2 separate regions of the Homo sapiens genome follow, and region 2 is linked to region 1. The links are chromatin contacts, found by Hi-C in ENCODE. All regions are on one chromosome and are shown on one strand. The core of a region is the stretch at or near the end of the contact, and the rest is flanking DNA. Distances in the headings are between cores, read along the strand shown. Region 1 has its middle 61 kb from the start of DCN. Region 2 holds the start of LINC02823 (long intergenic non-protein coding RNA 2823).

What was found. A loop is a pair of places that touch in the nucleus more often than their neighbours do. Pooled maps may share reads with other maps.
Region 2: a loop to region 1 is called in a map of cardiac septum, with 4 times the contacts of the local background. The contact joins the promoter of LINC02823 here to the enhancer-like site in region 1. A Hi-C loop is called at or near these places in 4 of 168 maps with a recorded cell type or tissue (cardiac septum, heart left ventricle, left lung and 1 more) and 7 of 50 pooled maps.

What each region holds. Positions count from the first base shown.
Region 1 is chr12:91,241,661-91,245,539 of GRCh38, forward strand. No RefSeq gene overlaps it. Among named protein-coding and RNA genes, the nearest start is that of DCN, 61 kb to the left of the region's middle. Within about 2 kb of position 1,676, at least 3 of the 41 ENCODE cell types and tissues checked have a DNase peak (open chromatin) inside an H3K27ac peak, as active enhancers do.
Region 2 is chr12:91,324,730-91,328,608 of GRCh38, forward strand. It overlaps LINC02823 (long intergenic non-protein coding RNA 2823), which reads left to right and starts at 2,197. Exons shown (of 4, transcript NR_183611.1): 1 at 2,197-2,491. All of the region lies in intron 8 of LOC105369896 (a long non-coding RNA gene), which reads right to left.

The DNA.
Region 1 (3,879 bases), core at 426-2,925:
TCATTGAAGTCACTTTATTGTTGTGCTAAAATGTTTTCAGGTAGAGAAGTAAATCTGTGTCACCTTGTTTCTTTCTCTGTGTAAACAGACAATAGCCAATTCCTACCTTTGGTTAACAACTTTCAACAAAACTTGAAGCTTCTTCCTGTCATTCTCTTTTCTGCCTCAAACCATGCTGATTCTTCTAGCTTTCACTTAAAGAGATGTTTTTCTCCAACTCTTTAATAATAATCTGAGATTCTTTCAAACCCTCTGAAATGTTTCATATTCCTCTGAAATTATGGTGCCAAGAACAGACTGAGTTTTATGACAAAGTCTGCAGCCATGTATTCAAAGTTTTTGCATAACCACATGAAACATTCCCAGAGTAAGCATCTCTGATTAATATTTTCTGAAAATATGAGTATCATACCTAACAATTTCTCTTTTCCGGGGGTAAGGTGCTTTGCATATTATTAAATATTCATCTCGCTATTTATGATTGTAGTGGTATTTACTGTTTTATTTAATTCAAAGTCCTGTTGATGTTTTACAGGCTATACTGTTTGATTTCGTATTTCTTCAATGACTTACCTCAGCCATAATCTTAAGAACTGCCCTTTAGATGGGGTGGCAAGATGGCCAAATAGGAACAGCTCAGGTCTGCAGCTACCAGCGAGATCAACGCAGAAGGTGGGTGATTTCTGCATTTCCAATTGAGGTACTCAGCTTATCTCACTGGGACTGGTTAGACAGTGGGTGCAGCCCATGGAGGGTATGCCGAAGCAGGGTGGGGCATCACCTCACCCAGGAAGTGCAAGGGGTTGTGGAACTCCCTCCGCTAGCCAAGGGAAGCCGTGAGGGACCATGCCCTGAGGAATGGTGCATTCCAGCCCAGATACTATGCTTTTGTTCTCAACCTGCAGCAGGAGATTCCCTCAGGTGCCTACACCACCCGGGCCCTGGGTTTCAAGTACAAAACTAGGCGGCCATTTGGGCAGACACCGAGCTAGCTGCAGGAGTTTTTTTTTCATACCCCAGTGGTGCCTGGAACTACAGCGAGACAGAACCCTTCACTCCTCTGGAAAGGGGGCTGAAGCCAGGGAGCCAAGTGTTCTAGCTCAGCGTATCACACCCCCATGGAGCCCAGCAAACTAAAATCCACTGGCTTGAAATTCTTGCTCCCAGGAGAGCAGTCTGAAGTCAACCTGGGATGCCAAGCTTGGTGACGGGAGGGGTGTGAGCCATTACTGAGGCTGGAGTAGACGGTTTTCCCCTCACAATGTAAACAAACCGGCTGCGAAGTTCAAATTGGGTGGAGCCCACCTCTGCAAAGCGGCTGTAGCCAGACTGCCTCTCTAGATTCCTCCTCTCTGGGCAGGGTATCTCTGAAAGAAAGGCAGCAGCCCCAGTCAGGGACTTAGAGATAAAACTCCCATCTCCCTGGGACAGAGCACCTGGGGGAAGGGGCAACTGTGGGCGCAGCTTCAGCAGACTTAAATGTTCCTGTCTTCAGCCTCTGAAGAGAGCAGCAGATCTCCTAGCACAGTGCTCGAGCTCTGCTAAGGGACAGACTGCCTCCTCAAGTGGGTCCCTGACCCCTGTGCCTCCTGACTGGGAGACACCTCCAAGCAGAGGTCGACAGACACCTCATACAGGAGAGTTCCGGCTGGCATCTGGTGGGTGCCCCTCTGGGATGAAGCTTTCAGGGGAAGGAAGAGGCAGCAATCTTTGCTCTTCTGCAGCCTCTGCTGGTGATACTTGGACAAACAGGGTCTGAAGTGGACCTTCAGTAAACTCCAGCAGACCTGCACCAGAGGGGCGGCCTGACTGTTAGGAGGAAAACTAACAAACAAAAAGGAATATCGTCAACATCAACAAAAAGGATGTCCACACAAAAACCCCATCCGAAGATCACCAACATCAAAGACCAAAGGTAGATAAATCCACCAAGATGATGAAAAACCAGTGCAAAAAGGCTGAAAATTCCAAAAACCAGAACGCTTCTTCTCCAAAGGATCACAGCTCATCTCCAGTAAGAGAACCAAACTGGACAGAGAAAGAGTTTGATGAATTGACAGAAGTAGGCTTCAGAAGGTGGGTAATAACAAACTCCTCTGAGCTAAAGGAGCATGTTCTAACCCAATGCAAGGAAGCTAAGAGCCTTGAAAAAAGGTTAGAGGAATTACTAACTAGAATATTCAGTTTAAAGAAAAACATAATGACTTGATGGAGCTGAAAAGCACAGCACAAGAACTTCAGGAGGCATACACAAGTGTCAATAGCCGAATCAATCACGGGGAAAAAAGGATATCACAGATTGAAGATCAACTTAATGAAATAAAGCAAGAAGAAAAGATTAGAGGAAAAATAATAAAAAGGGACAAACAAAGCCTTCAAGAAATATGGGACAATGTGGAAAGACCAAACCTATGTTTGATTGGTGTACCTGAAAGTGATGGGGTGAATGGAATCAAACTGGAAAACACTCTCTTCAGGATATTATCCAGGAGATCTTCCCCAACCTAGCAAGACAGGCCAACGTTCACATTTGGGAAATACAGAGAACACCACTAAGATACTACCAGAGAAGAGCAACCCCAAGACACATAATCATCAGATGCACTAAGGTTGAAGTGAAGGAAAAAATGTTAAGGGCAGCCAGAGAGAAAGGTCGGGTTATCCAAAAAGGGAAGGCCATCAGACTAACAGCGGATCTCTCAGCAGAAACTCTACAAGCCAGAAGAGAGAGGGGGCCAATGTTCAATATTATTAAAAAAAAAATTTAATCCAGAATTTTATAACCAGCCAAACTAAGCTTCATAAGCAAAGGAGAAATACAAATTTTTACAGAAAAGCAAATGCTGAGAGGTTTTGTCACCACCAGACCTGCCTTACAAGAGCTCCTGAAGGAAGCACTAAATATGGAAAGGAAAAACCAGCACCAGCCACTGCAAAAACATACCAAATTGTAAAGAACATTGACACTATGAAGAAACTGCAACAACCAACAGGCAAAATAACCAGCTAGCATCACGACAGGACCAAATTCACAAATAATGATATTAACCTTAAATGTAAATGGGCTAAATGCCCAAATTAAAAGACACAGACTGGCAAATTGGATGAAGAGTCAAGACTCATTGGTGTGCTGTATTCAGGAGACCCATATCACATGCAAAGGCACACATAGGTTCAAAATAAAGGGATGGAGGAATATTTACCAAGCAAATGGAAAGCAAAAAAGTGCAGGGGTTGCAAAAAAAGAAATCAAAGACCTAAATAAATGATGAGAGCTACTATGTTAATGAACTGTGATTCAAGATATGAACAATCTTCTAATTGATCTATATGTTTAATGCAATTTCCAGCAAGATTTGTATAGACATAATCAAGCTTATTCTAAAGTTTATATGGAAACACACAGATTCAAGAATAGTTAAAACAATCTTGACAAAAAATACAATGGAAGGAATTACTCTACCTTGGAACCAACCCAAATGCCCATCAGTGTTAGACTGGATAAAGAAAATGTGGCACATATACACCATGGAATACTGTGCAGCCATAAAAAGGATGAGTTCATGTCCTTTGCAGGGGCATGGATGAAGCTGGAAACTATCATTCTCAGCAAACTAACACAGGAACAGAAAACCAAACACCGCATATTCTCACTCATAAGTAGGAGCTGAACAATGAGAACACATGGACAAAGGGAGGGGAACATTACACACCGGGCCCTGTTGGGGTTTGGAGGGTAGGGGAGAGACAACATTAGGATAAATACCTAATGTAGATGATGGGTTGATGGGTGTAGCAAACCACCATGGCACACGTATACCTATATAACAAATCTGCATGTTCTACACATGTATCTCAGAACTTAAAGTATAATTTTAA
Region 2 (3,879 bases), core at 947-3,446, 84 kb after region 1:
GATTGCAGGTGCACGCTGCCACACCCAGCTAATTTTTTTGTATTTTAGTAGAGGTGGGGTTTCAGCATTTTGCCCAGGCTGGTCTTGAACTTCTGAGCTCAGCAATCCACCCACCTCGGCCTCCCAAAGTGCTAGAATTACAGGGGTGAGCCACCACACCTGACCTGGAGTAGCACTTTTAATCTTCTTTAAGAACTTTTCTTTTGCATTCACAATTGGGCTAACTATTCGGCACAAGAGGCCTAGCTTTCAGCCTGTCTTGGCTTTCAACATGCCCTCCTCACTAAGCTTAATCATTTCTAGCTCTTGATTAAAAGTGAGAGACATGTGACTCTTCCTTTCACTTGATCATTTTAGAGGCCATTTTAGAGTTATTAGTTGGCCTAATTTCAATATTGTTGTGTCTCAGAAAATGGGGGGCCCAAGGAGAGGGAGATAAATTAAGGAGAGGAAGAAAGATGAAGGAAGGGTCAGTTGGTGGAGCTATCGTAACACACACAATATTTACTATTAAGTTCACTGTTTTATATGAGTGTGGTTCATGGCACTCCAAAATAATTACAACAGTAACATCAAAGATCACTGATCACAGTTCACCATAACAGAAATAACAAGTCTGAAATATTGTGAGAATCACCAAAATGGGACACAGAGACACGAAGTGAGCACATGTTGTTGGAAAATGGCACCAATAGACTTGCTCCATGCAGAGTTGCCACAAACTTTCAATTTGTGAAACATGCGATATCTGCAAAGCACAATAAAGTGAAGTACAATTATGCCTGTATATGTGCCCTGTTTAAATAGCAGCCACTAGCTACATGCAACTGCTAAGCACTTGAAATACGGCTAGTGCAATGGATGAACTAAATTTTTCATTTCATTTCATTTAAATTAGTTTAAAATTCAATGAAATACTCAAGTGGCCAATGGCTACTGCATTGGACAGCACAGATCTACAACTTAATGGCTAATGAATGACCATATTCATCTGTGGAGCAGAGGAGAGTGTCTAAAACAGCATAGTGACCAAAATAATACAAGCCTAAATAAAAAAGAATCATGATTTAAAAGACTACAATTTTCAAAACTATTAAGTCTTGCTTTCTGCAACTTGTGACTTAACACACCTCTTTGACAGATTCTTGTATTATTTCACCAGAAACAGAACAGAATTCAGTTGTGTTTCACTAAATACATGGCTTCATCTTTTGGGACTTGGTTTCCTCATCTGTAAAGTGAAGTGGTTGGACTTCGTTAGATCATATTTAAATTTTTCTTTCAGCTACAGAGTTTGGAAGCACATTTAAGTGAATTGCTGGGAAAAACTGTGTGTTTGATTTTAGGTCTCATCTGTGAATTCCTGTCTCATCATCAGAATCTCTCCAACATGTTTTCCTTTCCCTCTGTACTTCTGACTCCCTCTTATCTGCCCATAGTTCAAAAGATTTCTCCTGTCTGATAGATTTATCCTTCTGCATTTGTGCTGTCAAAGAGCTTTGTTTAGACAGAGTCCAGACATACTTGTGTGTTGCTTATGAATTCTAATTAAGAAGGACAACTCCACATGAGTCAAGGTTATCTTTAAAAAAATAGAACTTTAGTCTAAGATCAGAAAGGAAGAAAAACATTATAAAATAAACTTGGCAAAAAGAACTCCAAAGTTTAAACCAAACTAAGATGGGAAGCATAGGAAGCATGTTTTTCTTTCACAAAATCAGATTAATTCTTATTTGAAGGGTTCTTTGAGCATAAAGAAACTGCCATTGCAGAAATGCAGATTTCTGATGTGGCCACCTTGAGTTTGTTGAAGAAAAACAATTCTGAAAATTCACTCAGGTCCCTCTGGCTCCCCAGGTTCTTTGCACCCTGATAAAGAAAAAGATTACACATGCGCCACCTTTTGGAAAAAATGGGAATAGCAGCAAAGAGGTCAGATTCAAAGACCATTAGCTCTATTTCACCCTCAAAGGGAAAAACAAAAAGCCAAATATCATTTATTTTTATTATAATATTTAAAAGTTATATCCCCCAGAGGTTTATTAATCATGTGACATAGAACTATTAGTAAAGTCTGAATCAAAACTTGGATTTGGTTTTTCTCATTTTCAAAATGGTAATAAGTTGATTTTGCTTTAAAACAGTAAGTCTGAAATAACCACAAAATAGCAAAACACTGTCTCAAATCCTAATGTCACAGTTTTCATTTATCCTTGGTCATGGATATAGATCTACGGGGAAAATTAATTGTTTCTATTTATTCTATCCTAGTTACAATAATCCTTAACTTTAAGTATTGTACCTCCCTTTTTCTTAGTACTTAGAGTAGAAAACCAGAGAAGCAAATCCATTTATTTTACTAGAAAGAAAATTCTTACTTGTTTTATCTAGAACCATGAAAAAGAAGTGGTATCACAAATCTGCTTAGTTTTTTTGGACTTGAAGCGTAGAGTCGAAGGCTTTTGAGATTCCACAATGCTTGGGAGAAAATGTAAGTAAAATTACTGGTTACTATAGGTAAATACCTTTTACACATGTTAGGCATTAAGGCGTGCCCTCCAAAGTTATAATGACCACTGAGCAAAATATTCTGCAACTAAACAGTAGACAATGCTGACGTATAAAATGCTTCCAGGATGGAGAGGGGAGACAGCTGAATTTCATTTTAAACAGTACTGACATATCCACAAATCTGACTTAGAGATAGTTCTCACTAGACTTGCATATTGAAGTCACAATCATAAAACAATGCTCTTCATTTATTGTCTTTAAATTCTCATCTCTGTCTGAAGACCCTTTCAAACATAATAGAATAACAAAGCATAGAGGCAAATCTGAAAAATGACTGATAGCTTCTAAGTTTCTGAGTTCATTCTCCCAACATTATTTTGTTTATACAACTGACATGTATAAGAATTAAAGAGTTCTTAAAAATATTCAACTTGAGTCGTAATCCAAATCAGATTTTTCATTATTTCCTAAAAAAAGTGTTACAAAAGCTGCTGTGATTTTAAGTATAAAACGAACGCCACCCTTGTAAATAGCAGCCATAATGTTTTAAAAAATAATTCTCATTGAATATAAATGTACTGTGTTGACTTTTATATCACTCCTTTTCCCACTCTGTAAGTTTTAATGAAATTATTTTTCCTTAAAATAAATACATGAAAGATTGATTACTAAAACAGCATTATGTGTTTTATGTTCTGCCAACAGGGAGATGATAGAGTTGGGTTTAAATTCCTCAGCACGCCCTGCTGTGGTTGTCACTCATAGCTCTCCCTTTCCAAAAACCTCAAAATAGCTTATAATGCCACGTACTATATGTGGAGTAATAATTAGGCTTTCCAGGGTACTTTCTGTTGGACAATCCCTTTGGCACACACAAAAGCCATAAAATCCAGCTCTTCACACAAAGTTCTCCAGCTTTTTTTGAATGCTTTAAAGATCATAACTGTGATATCGCTTGACAACTTGGCATGGTGAAAGCTGACTAATGGGCACTTTTGAGTATGGAGTTTTATGCTTTTTCTTTTCTTCTTTTGGGGACATCTACCAGGATTTGAGAATCAAATTGATAGGATAAACCTACAATGTACAGTCCTTGAACCCTGAAAATTAATTAAAGGCAGACATGTTAAAGGTTTTAAGTTAAAACTGATTTTTGCAAAAGGAATTTGGGTCTTCAAATGAAAAGAAAACATAAAGACCTTCCAAAGAAACTTAACATTTTAAATGAGCTTCCAGAAGCCTGGAGCTCATTCCATAATAATATATTACTTTTCTAATTAGAATCCCTAATTATCTGGTGTATTCCTATGGATGCATAGAACTTTGTAATTTGGCCACTCGCCCACTCCATTTGGGGTTGCTCTTGTG